2 separate regions of the Homo sapiens genome follow, and region 2 is linked to region 1. The links are chromatin loops, found by intact Hi-C in ENCODE. Cell type or tissue: dorsolateral prefrontal cortex. All regions are shown on one strand. Links, peaks and the distances in the headings refer to the core of each region. The heading gives the core; the rest is flanking DNA.

Region 1 (10,798 bases), core at 1,460-9,459:
CATCTGGGTGGTAGCAAGATAGTTGTTGCTGTTCCAGGCATCACTTGTGGATGTGATGATATCCAAAGGAAGAAGAGAGACTGTCCCTTTCTCTGGCTTTCTCTTAAGAGGGAGGAAATTTCCTTTCACGTCTCATAGGCTCTGGTTCAGTCACATGTCCGTTGGGATTGCTTGATTGGCTTAGATTAAACATCTGTGGTAGAATGGATTGGAGGAGTCAACCCAATGTTTACCATTATTTCTAGTGTATCTGTTTTCTTGCTTGATAGTGTGAACTGGTTTTTTTCTTTTTTTTTTGGCTTGGTCATCTTCCTCTTTAGCTATTTGCCAATTATCTCTCTTTACCTTCCAATTCCATTGTTAAAAGCCCCCTCTGAACTTATTGCAGGTGGACACGCCAAATCTAGACTCTATGGAGTCCAGGAATGACAACAATCTCATCTTGTCCATTGTTCCTCTTGGCCTGATCCATCTACCTCCAATTCAGTCTTTTCTCCTGACCCACGCCCACTGACTTCAGGGAAGATGGAACTGAGCTGTTCCCAGTGGTAGAATTGTGAACAGCATACAGGAGAGACCCTCAAAGCCTAACCTGGGAGTCTCCCAGCAGGCAACCCTGTGGTTAGAGGAAGTTGTATTCTTCTGTGTATACATGTGCATGCATGCAGATACATGTGTGAGCATGCACACAGTGAGCATGGGCTGTGGTGTGCACCCAATTAGACCCAACTGGACCTGTGTACACACCTATCTTCTTTGTCATGCCTGGCTTTGTTGGTCTCCCAGATTCCCAGGCAACTCTTGCTACATTCTACAAAGGTTTTGGGGTTGCTCTTTTAAGAAATGAAATTGCCTTCCAGATGCTTCTTTCACTTATTTTTTTCCTCCACTTGACAGAACTGCCTAAACTTCCCATTCAGGGGCTCTAAAGAGAAGTGTATCATTTCATGCTCCCTTGTTTAGCTTTTCCAAATCTAAAGCCAAAGCTGCCACAGCCACTGATTAACAGAAATCAAAAGCAAAGGCTGGGCTTTTGATGGGAAAAATGCTACATTAGAGAGGGCTGGTTGTTTTACAATTGCAGGGTAAGGTCCATAATATTACCCACCACTGAATGGCCATTAGATTGCAAATTACTGGTCACTTTGCTGGACGGCTCAGTCATCCTGTAATCATGATCATAATATCCCCCTGTAATGGTCAAGCCCAGGCACCTACCAGGAGTCTGGTTGCTGAGGCGCCAAATTGCTGGGCTGTGTACAGTAATGATTATCGCAGCAGGACAGAAGAAAAGCTGCCCCGAAGTCCTGGGTGTGTGGCATTCTGTCCTAGTTCCCCATTAGAAAACAGAAGGGCTGATGAGAATTACTCTAATGTTCCCTCTCTCCAGTGTTCTACTCATTGGGGGTCTAACTTTGTGTGGCTATCAGGTTCACATGGTGTCTTGGGCCAGCTGAGTTGTGAGCTCTGGGCTGACAAGTAGAAAAGGAAGGTTATTATTTTATTCCTAGCCTTTTGCTGTGGTGAATTGTGCCTGTGTGTGTATGTGTGTGCACACCCACATGTGTGTCTCTGGTGATGAGCATTGGCCATGAAACACACAGACTGCTTCAAAGTTATTAAGATGTGTGTGCATGTGTATGACAGAACATACAGGGAAGCCTGTAACTTTTCTATATTTTTAACTTGGGTCCTGGTTTCATATCTTACATGTATGTTATATGTATCCTTTTGTGGTACAAATATGAAAAAGAAAAAGAAGATGCAAAGCTGATGGAGGGATGAGCTCTTAGCTCAACACTTGGCTGATCTAAGGGTCCCACAGGAAGCAGACGGCATGCTCCACGGGGCAGCTGGGGAGAGTTAGGCCTCCTAACAGAGGCATGGGCAGGGTCAAGGGCAAACAACAGGGGCGGGTGACAGGAAGAGGCCTCAGTTACTCCCAGGCCCAGGAGTCAAGGGGAGGGAGCTGAGCCTGAAGAAAAGGCTTCTGGGGGAAATAGGGAACCTGACTTCACTGTCCTTTTGCCCTCCTTTCTCTTATTACTGCCTTCTCTTGGCCAAACCCAACCAGAAGCCAGAGGGCAAGGGAGCCCCTGGGTACTTTCTACAAAGGGAGAGCAGGCGAGGAAGGTGCCGGGGGATGTAGAGAGGGGTGTGGACATAGCCAGCACTCAGCCCAGCATGTATTTGTTAATGGGGTGTCTAGCCATCGGCTGGCAGGAAGGGACTCTTGGGCCCTGCCTGGATTGGGTTTCTAAGGTCTGCTGTCTGGGAGTTACCGTGGCAGGCTATAGACGTGCCCTGCCTGCTGTGCCCACATACTTGGTCCATGGGGACAGTGATTCCTCAGCATACACCCAGCTTCAGTTCCTGCCCAGCACTTTGGCTGCCGTGCCTGTGGCTTCTGGGTTCCAAGAAATGATATGAGATGTCTCCCTGGCAGTGAGTGCCTTGAGCCAGACCTGGGATTAGAGGAGAGGAGGTGCTTTGGATAGGAGCTGGGGGGCACAGTGGGTGAGTGGAGGAGTCTCCCACAGGCTCAGAACCTGGTCGCAAGCCTTCCCAATGGCTTGCAAGGAGGCTGTAGACAGGCCCTCGTCTGTGTTTCCCTGCTCTTTCTAATTTGGTAGACATCGTGTCCTGCATAATTTTGTAAGGAACTGCATACTCCTCGCCAACCCTCCTTGCCAGCACAGGGGAATGCTAGCTGAGAAGGGAGTGTAAGGTTGGCATGACTTCAGTTCCCCCAGAAAAATACCATTCCCTGCCCTGAGAACCTGCTTGTCAAAAGCTTTTAGCAAGGCTGAACTAGTGACAGGAAAGGACTCAGATGGCTTTCTGTATAAATAAAAAGAGTAAGGAAAATAGCAAATGCTAATTGTGTGCCTACTCTACCCTAGGTGAGCTCTAAATGCTTTACCTATGTTATTTTGTTTGATCCTCATGACAACTCTATGAACCAGGTACTAAAGCTATCCCCACTTTTCAGATGAGGAAACTGAGGCACAGAGAGATTAAATTACTTGCCCAGTGTCACACAGGTGGTAAACAGTAGAGCTAGGATTCAAACTTGGGCAGGCCGGCTGCAGAATTATGCTCTGTCCCCTTTTCCTTCTTGGCTAACTTCTCCTTAGTAGGTGCCAAGAGACGGGATGTTCCTAAATCTGAACTGAGTGTAGAGCTGGAAAGAGCTTTGAGATTCATTTAGTCTTGTCTTTGTGTTCTTACAGAGGGGGAAACTGAGGGTTCCAGGGGTTCAGTGATTGGGTCTCCAGATCCCTGCTCTGGAAACACTGGGCAGCTGAAAGGTGGCCAGCTGTGCCTGGTGATATTCTGGCAATTTTCCTAGCTTTGTTTACCAAGTAAATTTCTTTGAAGCAAAGTTCCTTTTATCCAAGAAGCAATGTGACCTCCAATCTTGTTTTCATAAAACGTCTCTGACGTTAGCCACATGAGGCAAAAGCCCTGGAGGTGTTTGTGTTGCCCTTCTGCTCCCTGAATCTGATGCTGTCTCTGTTTCTACTGTGAATAACAGTCAAGCATCAGGCCGTGGGGAGCCTGGGGGCCAGGTGAGCTGGGCATGCTGGGGCACAGATAAAAGGAGATCGTTCATCAATTTCCAGGGGGTTCAGGGGCACCTGAAGCATCTTTGTCTACAGAGGTCCTCGGCCCACCCTGCCAAGTGGCTGTCACAAAGAACAGAGTGTCTTGGGCCATGTGACCATGGGGGAGGGTGCCCAGGCCTCCGAGGGGGCTGCCAGCTTCTGAGCTGTTGATTCCATGACTATCGGATCCAGCGCTACAGAGAAAGGGCAGCATTCTTCCTGCAGAGGCTTGGTCCAAATGGCCCCATGGCTTTCTTTTCTCCGGGATCAGCAAGGCTACTGTTGAGAGGGACAATCGAGGTTGTTGTCCTGGCCTGGCCCAGAGACACTGCTGCCAGATGCAGAGCTGGCTCCCTGGGGCCATCCTTGCCACACCTGCCCTCCAGATCACTGGGTGCTCATGGGCCAGTGCCATACGGGAGCTCTGTGCCTTCCCACCTCCTGGCAGCTGAGGCCTGGAAGGGCAGATATCCCCTGGTCTAACCCAGACAGTCCAGGGGCTAGTGAAGAAGACCCCCACTCCTCCCATGTGCCCAGTGTATTTTAGTTCTCCTCTTGGATACATTAGAATTAAGACAGAGGTATTCTATGCCTCAAGGAGAAATTTTGTGCTACATTGGAGGACGGTCATTTACCCTTGTTTTCCAAATAGTGCACTCTCAAAGGGGTAAGTGTGTCATCCTTGTAGCGTAAGTGACAAAACAGATAGAGCTTGGTCTCTTAGGGTAAGGAACTGCTATCTTTCCATTTTATGGATGCTCTTTTTTTAGTCCTTGCTCATGACTGTTTTGAGAAGGCTAAACATGGCCTGGACAACATCTACTCTTGGTATAGGGGCAAATGCTTTTTCAAGTTACAGGGAATGAGTGAGAGATCTCAGGCCTGGGTTTGGTAACTGGGGGGAGAAATAGAGAAGAGGTATCAGGAACTGCTTTGGTACAAGGCATTTTAGTGTTTGGTCAAGGGATCCAAGAATTCCTAAATCCTGTCCCAGAATGGCCACTGTCCCCTCAAATGATTTTCTGTTCATCCGTATAGGTCAGGGTTGAGCAGGAAACAGATGACACATTCAAACTGAGTAATCGGAGGAGATTTTTGCAAAAGGATGACTTGTAAAAGTGTGGGTAGGATTTAGGGAAATGAACAAAAGACAGTGCAGTATCCTGAGCTAACAACAGTGGGGCACCATTACCACTTCTAGGCCTGCAGGGCCCAGGGGGGATGTAGTTCCTGCATGCTGGAGAGAGAGATGCAGCTCTGGAAGACAGCCTACCAATAGCAGCCATGGCCTGTGGAGGAGGAGAGCAGCCAATCAACCATGATCTGGCCAGGAGGGATCCAGGGTAATCAACCTCATTCTCCTCCCATGCTGCCATTGGCCAGTTCCTCTCATGGGCCAAACCCATCCAAAGCCAGAGAGAGAGTGAGCATGTCGATGTAGCCCATAGGGTCACCTTCCTGAGGCACAAAGCAAGGTGGACAAGGGTGGAGAGCACATTTAGAGGGCCGGGTGGGGTAAAAGGAATGTATCCAGCACATCTTCATGTCACCTGAATCCCATCATATTTCTAACTCCCAGCAAATACTAATATAAACACCCTAAATAGCAGGCACATTTGTAGTTTGTGTCATCTCTTCTCAATAATTTTGACTTCTTATTCTCATATTATTTGTCTACTAATGATTTTCATAAACATGATTTACATTTTACCATTGTATTAAACACATGAAAAGGTTGTTATATCTCTCAGAATTATTGGACTTTAGTGCCTAATTTAGTGGCTCACAGCTGGGAACAATTTGCCCCCCCCGCTCTGCAGGGAACATTTCTCAGTGTTTGGAGACATTTTTGGGAAGGGTGCTACTCACTTGGTACACAGAGGCCAGGCCAGTATCCTACAATGCACAGCATAGCCCCCAAATGACAGAATTATCTGGTGCCATTGTTAAAGTGCTGAGGTTGAGAAACATTGCTCTTAGTGGAGAAAGGTTTGGGCTCTGCTAAAGGGAATCAGAGAACAAGTGAAAGGAGAGATGGACTTCTGTGTTTTTTGTTTTGTTTGGGCAGGGGGAGCCTATCTCAGAGGAAGTTTCCATACTCCGTCTTTGGGGAGGATGGCTCCTTTTTGGGCCCAGCTGGGCTCTTTGGGCTCAATCCCTGGGCATCCTGGTATCAGTTGGACTGCAGGATTGAGCATCTGAAAAGCCAGACTGGGAGCTCTTGCGGGGAACATCTCGGGCCATGTAGATGACATTCTTAGCTTGCCTGCCCTTTGTGGCTGCTGGAAGTGGTACAGCACACTCTAAAGAACTATTTCAAGATGGTTCAGCCAGACCCACAAGGTCTGGCAGAGTTCTTGCCTTTCCCAGGCTTTGGGGTTCTCTGCATTTCAGTTCAGAGCTCTTAGAATGTTAATAAGTAGGGACTTAAAAAAAGTCCTGAAATAGTTCTCAGGACACGAAGAAAATGTCCTAGCTCAGAAAGTAAATGAGTGCAGTCAGCTGTCCTTTGTTAACTTGTTGATTAAACCTAGTCTTTGTTTCCTTTTTCTATTTTTTCCTATACCCATTGCGGGGTCATTTCCCTGCCTATTTGGGCCTGTGTTAGAGCAGAGCAGAGGGCAGGCAGAGGAGAAAACTCCACATCAGCGCCTCCTTTGGCAAGTGGTTAAAAGACATGATAAAAGATGTAGAAGTAATGACTACAATTACCTGTAAAAATCAGGATTATCAGTTAACCCTTGTCATTCCTTGGCTGTGTTATCACTTGAATGATATTAATACTTATTACATTTAATTTATTTTTTAAGCAAACAATTCATTTACATTGTTTAAAACTGAAATAACAAAGGATTTAGATTAAGCTTGTCCAACCTGTGGCCCTCAAGGCCATATGTGGCCCAACACAAATTCATAAACTTTCTAAAAACACTATGAGATTTTTTTGCATTTTTTTAGCTCATCAGCTATCGTTAGTGTATTTTATGTGTGGCCCAAGACAATTCTTCTTCTTCCAATATATCCCAGGGAAGCCAAAAGATTGGACACCCCTGATTTAGATAAAGGAGAGAAACTCTGTCCTCCCACCTCAGCCTTCCCCCCTTAAAAGGCAACATCCACCCAGAGAGATAGTCTATGCATATACAAACAAGTATGTATATACATGTTTCTTTTATTTTTTCATCCCATACAAATAGTAGTATATTTGCTTTTTTACTTATGAATATGTCTTAGAAATCCTTTCATGTCAGTAAAGAACTTTCTGTTTTCTAAATGGATCTATGGTATCATTTGGTTATACCTTAATATATTTGGCCAAAAGTGACTTGTTTTAAAAAGCCTTCTGAATCTATTTCAAACCAGAAAGAATGCTCAACTAAAAACCCAAAACAAACAAACAAAAACTTATTTGGAAGTTTAGGCATGAGAGACTACTTTCTTCTACCATTTTGTAAAGCTTTCGTTTTCTCATCTTACTGAGATTTTCAGATTTTTTTCTGCACTTGCTCCTTAACATAAAGCCTCTATGAAATAGCTGTTCAGCACCATAGAATGTCCCAAAGGTTTGGATACTGCTTGTGACTTAAAAGGTGTCTATTTTATTACATTAGTAAATGTTTATTATCTTTTCTTATGAAAATCCAGCCTGAGCCAGTTGAATGATACTGACTCCAGAAAAGCCTGTTTGGGCCTGGGACAAGATATTGAGCCTCCCTGTTCCCAGTTTTTCCATTTTTAAAAACTGGATAATATCCTGGAGCCTTAGCAGCTTTAAAGCTTTGTGCTGGGCGGGACCAGCTCAGCTTCAGAAATAAGAGCCTGCCTATCTGTACTGTCTTTCTGTGGTACATCCAGGATGCGTGTGAAAGATGAACACATTTTAAGTAAAGAAAGAGCTTGCTGCATTTGGAAGCCAAAGAGAGGGCAGGCAGAAGAGCCGTCGGGGTGTACAGCGTTCTGGGGCTCCAGGGCTTTGAAATGCTTTCCAGTGTTGTCACTTGAATGTCGAACACGTTATTCTCAGTGGACACTAAAGAGAAGTACAGGTACCGTGGGCTCCAGGGGGATTCATTATTCAAGGCACAAAATTTCCTTCTCCGGCCTGCAACACATTATAATTCAAATGAGCTCAGCACAATAGAAGAAAAATATGCAAGCAGATTTCTCTCTGTCATGTTTTTTCCCTCCTCTCTGAAGCCCTGTAATTACAGCAGGCAGGTGGAGCATCTGGGGTGTGGGGGAGTCCACTGTGTTTTTACCTTCCCAGGAACGCGACTTGCCTACCGCATCAATATATTTTATTTTTAATTAAGCGCTTATTGCAAAATCGGAGTCCCTGCACGAAAGCCTGATTCAAAACTTTTTTTTCCTGTCGTTCTCTGAGATGTCGCTGCTATTACTGTCTCAAATTTCCTTTTAAATTTTGCTGTTTGAGTAAATTAGTGCTGGCCTTTCCTGAGCTCCGCAGCTCCGAGGTGGCCCGACTGCCGGGCCTCCACCCCTTTTCCCCGGTCCCGGGTCGGTTTCTCCGGGCGCAACCAGCAGCGCCACAAGCCGGTTGGGTCCCCTGGCTCCCTCTCCAAGGCCAGCGCGGTCATGCGGGCGGGCGGGCGGTGTTCCCCAGAGACCGCCCATCCCGCGGTGGGGGTGGTGGAACCGCAGAGGCCACCGGATACAGCGACCTCAGGCCTGGCAGCGCCCATGGCGGGCCCTGTGGCCCGGGTACTGCGAATCGCCGGGGCTTGGCGGCCTCTGGAACAGGGGCCTCCGCCTCGAGGAGGCGGCGGGACCTGAGGGGCCGTGGTCGCTGCACTTTGTCCGAGACCCCTAGATTGGCCAATAGGAGACCGGAAAGGTGCAGGGAGGGCCAGTGGGGCCGATGGGCCGGGGCCCCGGACAGGCTGGCGCGGGGTTCGGGGGTTCTCTCCTGTCTCTGACGCCTGCCCCCGAGGAGGCAGAGCTGGGCAGCCCTGGGCCTCCGCCGAGCCCAGCTTTCCTAAGCCGGGAAGTCGGGGGTTCCTGGGCCGGGTGGGAACTGTCGTCCCTGGAGGACCCCGCCCCTGAGATCCCCGCCCCACATCCGGGTAGCGTGGGGGCACCTGGGGTTCCCGAGATGAGAACCGGTGCTCTGGGGGCGACAGGCTTCGGCGGGATCCCTGCAAGCCGGCGGCCCAGGCGGGTGAACCCCCCGGATTCCAGCAGGAACAATCCCAGTCCCCCGCTCCGGGAACCAGGCACTCGATGCAAATGGCTTCCCAGCCACCCGCCAGCCCTGCCCATGCCAGCGCCTCGCGGGGTGGCTCCCGCCTCGGCGCAGCCCCCCTGGTTGCTGGCTGCACATCTGCTTCCGAGCCACCCAGGGGCAACTTGAGGCAATGTCGGGGGGGGCGGGGCCGGGACGGTGGAGGGAGACTGAGGCAGCAGCCAATGGGCTGGAAGGTCCGGCAACATTTGCAGAGAAGGGGCCACCTTAGGTTACTATGAATCTTCACCAAGCGCAGGAGGGTCAAAAGAGTGTTTTCAGGAAGACCAAAAGGAGGAACGAATACCCACATGTGGCCAAAAGAGGGGCTGAGACTGGACGTGGGGGCCTTGCCTGCCCCGTGGAGCTTCCTCAGGCACCGGCTGCCTCTGTCCATACCTCCACTTTCCTGGGTGCAGTCTTCAGGGCTTGGACCAGTACTGGGGTCTGGGACACAGAGAAGAGACCCAGATCCCTGTAAAGATGGGGACTGATTGCTGGATGGGCCTCGGGAAAAGGCAGGCCTCCATGGGGCCAGTGGGGGCTGACAGGGCAAGACCTGGTTTCCCACACAGGCCAGAACTTTCTCAGGACAGTGTGGGTGGGTGCTGTGACTACATCCGGACCCACCCACTCTTAACCATCCAGGAACTAGGACTGGGGCTCTGTGATGTTTCCTCTTTTACAACATCTATTGTATTTTTCCTTCTCATTACAAAAGCAGTACATGTTTATCACAGAGTTAATGAAAAATGCAAACATACATAAAGAAAACAAAAACCATATATTCTCATTAAACAAACATATTCTCATTAGCTGGAGGCAAACATATTCTCATTAGCTGGAGGCAAACCTTTCTTGTATATCCTGAGTACAAACACGGTTATTCTGTGGGGTAACTGGCTTTTTCTTTTTCTGAACAATACACTGTGAATATCTTTCCACGTGAACATCCTTCTAATGAATATAGTTTAATAAATATACTCTATTCTTAATGATTCTACAGAACTTTCATTGTAGGGATGCGGTGCGATATTTTCAATGATTCTCTTACAGGGCTTCTAGGATGTTGCCAGTTTTTGTTTTTTGCTTTTTTTTTTTTTTTTTTTAACTTCTGTCCACACCATTCCAAGGTCATTCTCTTGCTGGGTCACTATGCATGTCCTTAATTATTTCCTTAAAATCTATTCCTCAAAACGACTGGGCCAACTGTTCTGCATTTTTAAAGTTTCACTACATTTTGTCAAACCGACCTTTAGAAATGTTATGTCATTTCATACTCCCACCTGCAGAAAATGCAGAAGTCTGTTGCCAGAATTCCATCCTTACCAATCATGAATATTAGTCTCCTTTTTATTCTTTTCTGTTTGTCTATTTTTAAATTGGAGTATTCATCTTTTTCTTACTGATTTGTAAGAACATTGTATATGTTCAGTCTATTAATTCTTTCTCATGCATTTTGCAAGCTTTTCCCATTTGTCAATTGCTTTTTACCTTTCAATTTACATTTAAAACTGTTGGGCAGTCCATCACAAAGCGTATCCACCATGATCAAGTCTGCTTCATCCCTGGGATGCAAGGCTGGTTCAACATATGCAAATCAATAAACATAATTCATCACATAAACAGAACCAAAGACAAAAACCACATGATTATCTCAATAAATGCAGAAAAGGCCTTCGATAAAATTCAACACCCCTTCATGCTAAAAACTCTGAATAAACTAGGTATTGATGGAACGTATCTCAAAATAATAAGAGCTATGTATGACAAACCTGCAGCCAATATCATACTGAATGGGCAAAAGCTGGAAGCATTCCCTTTGAAAACTGGCACAAGACAAGGATTCCCTTTCTCACCATTCCTATTCAACATTGTATTGGAAGTTCTGGCCAGGGCAATCAGGCAAGAGAAATAAATAAAGGGTATTCAAATAGGAAGAGAGGAA
Region 2 (10,798 bases), core at 1,098-9,097, 180 kb before region 1:
ACACACTAAATGAGTTTGAGTGTGTTTTACTACTGCAGTGGCTAGAAAGAACAAATAGAGTATTATGTGGAATACAAATAATGCTTATTAAGCTTGCAGTTGATTCCTTCTGATAGATGTTCCAAATTGCTGTCAGACTATATTTACTTACTCATAAACAGATGTGGTTTTGCTTTAAATCAGGATAACTATTCCAAACTGAGTTATGCATATTTTAAACAACTGTTACGGATTACATTTTAAAATTATTGTTGATTAAGAAGCTGATTTATTATATTTTATAAGGTTCATTTTTGGTGGTAGTTTTAGATGACAGAGAGCTTAGATTTTTTTTTAATTTTTTGAAATCTGATTTAAGGTGGGATATCACCAGTTAAAAATTATTTTCTGGTCTGTAGTCAAGAATTGATATTTAAGATGAGCAATTTGTTATAATTTTAAAATTTTAGTCACTAGGCTGGGCGCAGTGGCTCACGCCTATAATCCCAGCACTTTGGGAGGCCAAGGCGAGCGGATCACCTGAAGTCGGGAGTTCAAGACCAGCCTGACCAACATGGAGAAACCCCGTCTCTACCAAAAATACAAAATTAGCCGGGCGTGGTGGTGCATGCCTGTAATCCCAGCTACCCGGGAGGCTGAGGCAGGAGAATTGCTTGAACCCAGGAGGCAGAAATTACAGTGAGCCGAGATTGCGCCATTGCACTTCAGCTTGGGCAATAAGAGCAAGACTCTGTCTAAAAAAAAAAAAAAAAAATGTAGTCACTAATTATCACTAAATGAGATGTTGGTAGCAGCTTGAACATCAGCTGGCCTGTGCTTTAACTGAACAATACAGTAGTAGTAATCTTAGTGTTAAATTTTACATATTGAAAGTATTAGAAAATATTTCCTTCACTTTAACTTAGTTTTTCCTCCTGGATGTGTTTTTTTAGTTTATTTCTTAAGATCTTTGCTAGGTAGGTGTCACACTGTTCATTAAATATACAGAACTTATATATCCTGCAGATCCTGACATTAGACTGTGAACTCACTTATTTATGGAAGCCCTATTCACTACCAGCTTTTCTGGTCTGATGATAGGTTCTGGCTACTTCCATGAATTTGTATGAGATTACTTACTTCTAGCATTCATGCTCACATGTTTTCACAACAAATACTTATTGAGTTGTTATTACTAAATATTAGGCAATGTGCTGGGGCAAATGGATGACCCTGGTCCTCAGAAGTGTACCTTCTAGTGGAAAGGTAAATGTTAAGTATCTGACAAATGTAAAACTGCAGCTGTGACAAAGTATCAGAAAGTAGAGCAAGATGGTTCTTGCTCCTCAGAAATAGAGCTAGTTCTGTTCATCAATATGAAAACAATGAAACTGGTCTGTCTTTCCAGGTTATAATGATTTTCAGCCTGAAATATTCTTGATGATTTTAATTATGTCGGCCTGCAGTCATTTCCACTGCCCATAATCTAATGTGTTTTGCCTGTTGACATGTTAAAGATGGGAGCCACTTAGAGCCATTCTTCGATCTTGCCCTTCCTACCTCCTCAAACTGAGAGTATGAGCATCTGCTTCAAGGCACACACGTTCCCAATTAGCTGGTGTAAAGTCACACTAAAACCAAGCAAAAAGGGTTCTGCAACATAAGGGAAAGGGAAGTGGAGGCACTAAGATTGCTTCGGCAGCCAAAGGATTCCTTGGGAACTTGTAAAAGGTAGAGTGGGGTGGGTGACAATGAACATGTACTTGTGGGTTTGTTTTCTGGGAATAGTGGAACCTAAACTTCTACATCTGAAAGGAAAATAGATTAACCTTTTTAAAGTTTATTACTGAATTTTTAGGCCTCGTGTTTTGGACATGTGAGTACAAGCCAGTGGTACAGTGCCAGTCATTTACTGCGGGCACCTGAGATTGCTACTGATCTACATCACATCAGCAAGCCAATAGTTGGCATTAGACTATGTAAAAAAACAAAATCCAGGCCGGGTGCGGTGGCTCACGCCTGTAGTCCTAGCACTTTGGGAAGCTGAGGTGGGCAGATTGCTTGAGCCCAGGACTTCAAGACCAGCCTGCGCAACATGGCAAAACCTGGTCTCTATAAAAAATACAAAAATTAGCTGAGCATGGTAGCGTGTGCCTTGGTCCCAGCTGCTTGAGAGGCTGAGGTGGGAGCTTGAGCCTGGGAGGTTGAGGCTGCAGTAAGCTGTGATCATGCCACTGCACTCTTGTCTGGTTGACAGAACCAGACCCTTTCTCCAAAAAAAAAAAAAAAAAAAAAAGAAATCCACTAGTTGACTCCTAGAACCATGAGTGTTCACTAACAAATGTAGATTTATAAAGCCAGAATAATCTTATTTATCTGAATGTCATTAATTACAGCAATAGTAACTATGGTTAGTAACTTACTAACTATAGTAAAGCAGTTCAAACTATTGTGCCAATATGACATTTTTAATTTTCTTAATTGTTTATTGTTAATCTAGTATCACTTAGGTTTGATTAGTGTAATATTGCCATTCAGGGTGTTCTTAAATACTGAACACTCTCAGTTTCCTGCTGAGTATGAAGGTTCATGAACAAAATCAATTATAATTTATATTATGAGGACCATATAACTTAAAGCTGGCTTAGCATATTATTTCTTTGCTATACATCCTATTCAGCTACACCTTCCCCCCATTCAGTAGCTCATTCAGTAACAAATATTGTCAGAGTTTACAGAAAAAAATTACATCTTTAATATGGAATGAATTGCTGATGAAAGATAGTCATGTTCGAAATATGACATTTAACATAAGTGTACAGATTTCCCAGTAAAAGAACAATTCCAGTATTATGGATTTACTAGCAGCTGTTGAAAATTTAACACCTCTTCTGCTTTCTTCCCCCACCTCATGACAACCTAATGTAAAACTATATTCAGGAGTAAGGAATCTAGAATATAAAGTAAATTGTATTAGTAATTGCAGGTCAGAAACTTATATTTAGTTATCAGACTCTGAGTCATGAGTTTTAGTATTCTGTGTGCTGTTCATGTGTGCCTTCTGTTACAGACAACACCAGGGAAGAGACCTAATAAAAAGTCTCATGTTCTTCAAAGAGAATAATTGAGAATAATGCTACTTAAGAGCACGTAATATCAGAGCAAACAGGCAATGAACAACATATAATTCTGTATATTATGCAGAGATATTAAATATACATATTAGTAAGGTAGCAGATGCTGTGGTGCTGAAATTGACATGTAAAATAGTACGCTTTCTCTGCAGGGCTCTGTTCCAGCCAGCACTCCTTTACATGTAATGAATAGTTAATTTTAGTCCTATGGTCCATAGGAGACTGATGGGGGACTGTGAGGAGGAAAGCATTCCAACTCCAAGAACAGCAGGTTGTGCTGAGATGTGCTTTTTAATGGAGAAACATTTTATAACTCTTGGGGGTAAATTTATAAAGACGGTTGTGCATGTGTTTTTGTATTTAAATTAAGGAATTATTAATACAGTTAGACAGCCAGGAGTCTGGCAGCTATATTGCAAAAGGGAAAAGCAGAATTTGTTGACTGGACTGAGCTCAGGAATATCTTGCACTTTTAAGAAAATTCCTATTAAACCTATCCTTTGTCCAAATGGAGCAATTCATCAGAAACAGACATTTGAGAATGTGTTTAGGTAGTTGAAATTTCAGGCTGACTTTTTAAAACTAACCTTTGGCTATATATAGGAAAAGGCAAATGACTTTTATTTTTCTGCCTCACATGGAAGTTCCCTTGCCATTTGAGATTTCCCTATGTTCATAATTCATTAATCCCATCTATCCAGGCAATATCTGGTGAGCATCTGTTATGTACCATTATGTTCTGGGAGCCAAAAATGAATAAAATCAATCTACACCCTCAAGCAGTTTGTAGTCTGCTGGAATGACAGACTTAAAAATGCTTATAACTAAAATATTTTATGTGCAGGACTAGGGTTTTTAAGCTAAAAGGCTGCTTTTTAAATTGTGAAATATAAAGTACATGTAGAACAATGCATAAAACATGTCAACAGTTAAACAGATAGTTATGGGATTATACTTTGTGTATTTTTATGTTTGCTTCTTTTATTCAACATTCTGTGGTTCATCTGTGTTGCTTGTAGCATCATCATTACTGTAGCATACTTTATTTGTTCTACTGTTGGTGGACATTACTGTTGCTTCCAGTTTTTGGCTATCATTAACAATGATGCTAAGAGTGTTCTTGATTATTTGTCTTGGTATGTTTGTGCACGCACCAATAATATATATCTAGGAATGGAATCGTTGGGTCATAGAGAATATACGTAGCTTTTAAGTTTACTAGATAAGTGATTTTCCAATTTAAAAAGACCTTTGAAACGTTTTTCTACATTGGTGGTTTTTAAAGTTATCTATTTTCTCATGGAATTTGGTTTTCTCATGAGAATAAGGTAGGAATGGTTGTATGTTGCTAATATGTAGTTCAAGTGCCCTTTCTACCTAATCTGGATTGCCAGGAATATGCTTGAAATGCCAAATCATGACTTAGTATTTTACTGTGGTAATTGGAGTAGTCTTTGACACATCAGGAAGTATGGGAATATGGGAAAGATCTTTGAGAGTGGAAACTATACCACAGTTTTGTTTAGTGCTAGGTAGGAAAGGTGAAAAAAAAAGCGCGAGAGTATATTAAGTATACAAAAAGCTTAGTGGTTTTAAAATGTTAAGCTCACATTTGGAAGTGTAATTCTATTTTAATCTCTTTCCTAATGGAGGAAGAAAGATGACTGATGTGGTAGGGTAATCTTGTTTGAAAAATTGACAACTCTGGCATACGGCCCAGATCTCTTTTCAGATTTTGTGTGAAAAAGAAAAATGGCAGCCTCTTAGTGCTATTCATTGGTGTAAAAAAAAAAAAAAAAAAAAAAGATATGGTTGAACCTAAGGGTGAAGTGCTAACTCTTCATATAGTAGGAGAGTAGATTAAAAGAGTTAGTGGATATTTCACATAATCAATGTCTCTTACCTTCCCAGACAGGAGAAAGAATGTCATGAGTATTAAAATAATTAGCAGAGCATTAAAGATACCAGGGACATTTAACTTACTTCTTGGCCTCCAAATTCATAAGAAATATGAAGGGTTAAATAAACCTTGCTTTTAAAAATACCTTTTCCCCACAGGTCTATGTGAGAACTGAATTTACAGGGTGCTTGGAGTTTCCTTTTGCTATTCAAAACATGTTAGAGCATGAATGTTTGGGGCGTTCAGGCCCTAAGCTATGTTGGTTGAGTGAAAGGGGAATTTTCTGTTCTATTCAACCAATTCAGGGAACATTTAATGCGTGCCAGCCATGTGCCTGGTCCTGGTAGGTACTGGGGACACAAAGATGAATAAAACAGCTTACAGTCCACTGGAACAGACAGGCATATAAACAATTCACTATAGTGTTGTGTGCTAAGGGCTATAATAGCGATCTGCAGAAAGTACTTTGGTCCACAAAAGAGACAACAAATACTTTTTTGTGTGTGGGGCTGATGAGGTTCTAGGTAACAGTGGCCTTTCGCTGTGTTGAGAAACAAACTTGAAATAGATCATACAGGTAACTAGGGACTTACAGAGAGAGGAGAAGGGGCATATTTGGCAGAGGAAATTGCATGAGCTAAGAGATTTATATTGTTCATCTAGATTAGAGATAATCTACATGAGATTATATTATGTATAAAAATTAAAATCTCCGGCAGTTTAGGCAGTGGGTCAAAGTTCGAAGTTGATAGACTTGATAGCTTTTCCTTTTTTTCTCTCAGCCAAGGATTGGTAATTAGGCAGACTCAACTTGAGCCTGTCCTGGATGTGAGGATAGCTTTATGGTTAGTCTCCGGCCAGTTCATCTCCCTTCCTTTAGAGCTACTTATTAAATGCTTAAATATAAATCATCTGTGTTTAGGAGTGATAAGGAAGAGCTTAATAAGCTCAATCTTTGCCTTATAGGGTGGTGGTTTTCAATCCTCCCCCTATATATTAAGCACAATTGCAAAAAATAAATGTATACATTTGAATATTACTATCAGAAATAAAATAATGGTGGACATAACCTTAAAAATTATCTAGTCTGTCTCCTGCATTCCTATATGTAGGAAATTAAGGCTTAATTGGTTAAATGACACAGCCCATCTTGTAGCCTAGGGCCAGGTACGGATGCGGAGTGTGCAAGGGTTCTGTGACTGCCCAGGCTTATTCCTGTAGTTAAGACTCAATTTCTATATGCCCATGGTTTGAGTATATCACAGGTTAGCCTTCTCACATTTACTGCAATTATGGTTTAGCGAACTTATCTGTTTGACTGAGTTAGAGGCAACATGGTATAGCAGAGTCCGATGAACTGCCACCTTACAGTGTTTGGTCTAGGTGCTGCTGCTGTCCACACAGAAAGCCTATCACTGAGACAGTAAGTATTACGAGGGAAGAAGACTTTATTTGGGTGCTGCTACTGAAGAGATAGGAGATCAGTCTCAAGTCCACCTTTCTGATGGACTAAAATTAAGGGTTTATGTAGCAGAGAAGAAATGTAACCATGTGTGGGAAAATAGGAATTAGCGAGGGGTAAGGAAGAGGAGTTGGTCAACAGAAAGCAGGTGGTCAGTTAGCCAATCATGGTGGGTGTGGGGTCTGATGTCTCATTATTCAGATGTGGTGATCTGGTTAAGTTTCAGTTCCTTGAGACTGTTTGGGAGGTCTGATGGTTGGTTTCTTGAGAAAGGAACTCAAGATAAGAAAATTTTAACTTTCTCAAGTTCTAAGACTGGGAGGGTCAATTTCTGTGTTTATTCAAAAGAAACTGTAAACGTCAGTTCTGTGGGACAGTTGGGCCAGTTTCGGTCCCACCCTTTTTATTGATCAATTCATCATTCATAGGGAATCTGTCTTGTCAGTCTTTCTGGCTGCTTCATGCTTAGGAGGGGTGTTTTGGGCAGCTCCATACCATGGATGAGGAATCAAAGTTTAATCTAATACATAGTTTTCTTCTGAAGCACAATCTTTCTCTCTCTAGTCCTTCACTTCTATCAAAGACAGATCACAGCAGGACCAACCTACCTGCAAAATAAGCTTCAGTCCCATATACTTGGCCTGATTAGTCATGTGAAATGCAACAAGAATCATTGTCTACACAGGCTCTCCTAAATTGGCTTTGCTGGAACCTATCACAAGGCCATTTCAGTCAAAGCCCTGGGAATATGACCAGTTCCTCCAACTGTGTCCTGTTGTGAAGGAAAACAGTTTCTCATTGAACTTATGCAAACAACCACATTACAGTGAATTAAGAATATTCACAAATAGTTTATGAATTCTGGAGAAATTAGGCAGAGGGAGAGAAATGTGCCTTAAATTCTATTTATAAGAGTATACTCTACTCCATTGTTTAAGGCTATAAAAAGCTCAAGAAAAAACGTTCTCCAGACTGAACAATCAGCAATGCTTCAAACAAACAAAACCCATTAAAAATTATTTCAGTCTTCCATTAGTTCAGTGCATGCAATCAGCTCCTACTCTGCTTCATACTAGGTTAGCAATCTTTATGAACACACCAGCCTTTCACTTAGTGTCCTGTAAGATTTCTCTCTAGTCCAATGGCACACTCTCCAAAGTTATCAGAAACCTGTATTCAAGAGTCTTTGTCATGAACTCCCCCAAAGAAGCAAGCACTGGACTGTGGCTGATTATAAGCCACTTTTTGAGAAGAAGCAAAGCAAAACAACAATTGTGGATGAGAAAGACCTTTGGAAAGCCATAAATACACAGTTGATAAGGAAATCTGGTTATTTCTGTGGCATACAACAATTTAGCATAATAATCATAATCATTATAACAACCTAAATGAAGACATACCAGAATTTCAGGAATCACATTCAATTCTGGAATACATACTCATAACACACCTATATAAATATAACCCAAAGAAAGTTAAACACCACTTCAGATTTGAAGTCCATCCTGTATAATTCTAACATAACAGATAAGCCTAGTACAGTTCTCTTGAAGTTCAGGGGACCCAATATCCAGAAAAAGTTAGATTGAGGTCAAAATGACTGAATTTAGAACTTGAAATCTTGCCTTTGGAAAAAGTTTGTCAAATGTCAGAGGTTTACACTTGATATCACAAAATAGGATCATTGGTGTCCATAAAATAGTCATTGATTTAGCTAAAATGATAAGAACATTTACTCTTTGACAGGTAGGAGACTCAGTTTCCCAAGCAATAAGATGTAATGAAGACAGCATGAGGCCAACCACATCTGCCTCTCCTTCCTACATTTTTTCCCTGCAGTTTACTTGAAAAGTAAACAAAAATCTTTTATTATCATTACATAAAAATTTTATTTGAAAGAGAAAACCAATTTTACCTTTGCATGGTACATTATTAATGTTAAAGTTAATTTTAATGAAACATAAATCTAATTTTAATCAGTTTGACTATAAGCTAAGACTTTTTAAAAAATTTTATTATTATTATACTTTAAGTTTTAGGGTACGTGTGCACAATGTGCAGGTTTGTTACATACGTATACGTGTGCCATGTTGGTGTGCTGTACCCATTAACTCGTCATTTAGCATTAGGTATATCTCCTAATGCTATCCCTCCCCCCTCCCCCCACCCCACAACAGTCCCCAGCATGTGATGTTCCCCTTCCTGTGTCCATGTGTTCTCATTGTTCAATTCCCACCTATGAGTGAGAACATGCAGTGTTTGGTTTTTTGTCCCTGCGATAGTTTGCTGAGAATGATGGTTTCCAGTTTCATCCATGTCCCTACAAAGGACATGAACTCATCATAATTTATGGCTGCATAGTATTCCATGGTGTATATGTGCCACATTTTCTTAATCCAGTCTATCGTTGTGGGACATTTAGGTTGGTTCCAAGTCTTTGCTATTGTGAATAGTGCTGCTATAAACATACGTGTGCGTGTGTCTTTATAGAAGCATGATTTATAATCCTTTGGGTATATACCCAGTAATGGGATTGCTGGGTCAAATGGTATTTCTAGTTCTAGATCCCTGAGAAATCGCCACACTGACTTCCACAATGGTTGAACTAGTTTACAGTCCCAAGGTAAGACTTTCATAAACCTTTTTTAATATTTTATAATTTTCTGTTAAAGAGCAGATCAGTGCTCCAAGAAAATCCTGTTATTCCGACATAGGGGCCTAGATGTTGGCCTTGCATCAGTGTGTTTTTGATATTAATGTTTAATTTATAGAAAAACTTTTTAAGTAACCTATTCCCTCAAAATCAGCCCTTACAATCTCAAGTACCCACCTCTTCTGTGATACTCCCTGGGCCTAGAGGGATTGAATAGCTTTAATTTTTTTGGCTGTGTGTCTCATGAGAGCAGTACTTTTTGTGTACTTCTCCCAGGTTTGAAGACGAGGCTTTGAGTAGTGTCAATATTCAAGATTTAGCAGGAGTGGGTACCTTTTTCGGACCTACGAGTCAAAGCCCTGTAACTTAACAGCATATGGATTAGTTAATAGGACATTTATTCTGCAGAAACCCTATCATTCTAACATGTCACAAATTAAAACACTGTGATTTGGTGTCTAGTAGTTGCTGCCTGCAGCATTTCAAACCACTGTATTAAAATAGTTTATGCAATACTCATTGCATATGTCTAATTGCTGGCATTCTAGTGACAGAATTGTGACCAAAAGCGTCAAAAATGTGATAGGTCCTGTGCCAAACTTATCAAAGTAAGACAATTAACTTTTCTCTCTGTCATTTAAAAAAAAGTTTAATGTAAATACCAGTCTTGGAAATTCAGTATGAAGATAAGTGAACCATACAACAAAACAAGGACAAAGAACAAGCAAACAATAATTTCTTTTCAGCTATAAAAAGAGCATCATCATACATCTCCAGGATTGGCTTCTAGATACAGTACTGACAACTATTTAGGTAACTTTCACCATTAGAATCCTCAAATCAGTGCAACATTTGTATATATTTTGTTATAAAGTGTACACCTGGAGTCCCAACAGTGATAAAACGCTTGGGATAAAAAAATCATTGGAAAGTACAAAGTCTCACATTTTTATTGCTACTTAATCCAAGTGAATGTTACTTAATTTTGATAATGGTGAACACAACTAAAGTTTGAAAGCAAATGACAAATTGTTGGAAATGCAGAGGAAACAAAATGACTATTTATAGAACCAAATACAATCCTTCCATTAGAAATTGAAAAACATCATTGGTTTCATACATGTGTGTATGTGTAAGTAAAACCCAAAGAACAAACAGCAGGTAAATGAAAATTGAAAGCAAAAGTAAATAGAAAATGAACCCCAAATTTTTTCTCATACTCAAGGTAAAAAATACTTTACCTTGGGGGTGACAGTGTTATCCAGAGCCTAGAAACACAAATGATGGATATTTTGTTCCTGGTATGCAAATTAATGTATTTAAATCCACCAGTAACACTATACATTTTGTGCAATTAAGGCATTGACTTAAGGTACATGACCAGTAAGTACTTTAGTGCTAGTACTATCTATGCAGAATAGCAAACGTAGTATGAAACAAAGCAATGCAAACATTTATCACATTTACATGTACTCTTGTCGCCAGGCTGAGTGGCATGATCTTGGCTCACTGCAACCTCCACCTCCCGGGTTCAAGTGATTCTCCTGCCTCAGCCTCCTGAGAAGCTGGGACTACAGACGCTCCACCACTCCCAGCTAATTTTTGTATTTTTAGTAGAGACGGGGTTTCACCATGTTGGCCAGGATGGCCTCAATCTCCTGACCTCATGA

What was found. Hi-C counts contacts between places; a loop is a spot of excess contacts. Peaks named below come from ENCODE experiments on the same cell type or tissue, not always from the same donor. Only the 100,000 strongest peaks of a DNase experiment are listed, where the experiment ranks them.
Region 2: it touches region 1 in a loop (2.9-fold over the local background); 2 of 110 quality-filtered maps call a loop at or near these places.

The regions. Positions count from the first base shown.
Region 1 is chr5:61,617,637-61,628,434 of GRCh38, forward strand. LOC105378997 (basic proline-rich protein) reads right to left here and starts at 10,431. Exons shown (of 3, transcript NR_189165.1): 1 at 10,345-10,431; 2 at 9,162-9,297; 3 at 6,763-7,710. In dorsolateral prefrontal cortex, for the core only: CTCF peaks have their summits at 6,276, 6,475 and 8,175; DNase peaks (open chromatin) are centred at 2,405, 3,795, 8,195 and 8,635; H3K4me3 peaks cover 2,761 bases; H3K27ac peaks cover 8,000 bases.
Region 2 is chr5:61,435,465-61,446,262 of GRCh38, forward strand. The region is part of intron 1 of ZSWIM6 (zinc finger SWIM-type containing 6); the gene reads left to right. Among named protein-coding and RNA genes, the nearest start is that of ZSWIM6, 110 kb to the left of the region's middle. In dorsolateral prefrontal cortex, for the core only: no CTCF peak of the experiment used is centred there; a DNase peak (open chromatin) is centred at 5,349; H3K27ac peaks cover 5,734 bases.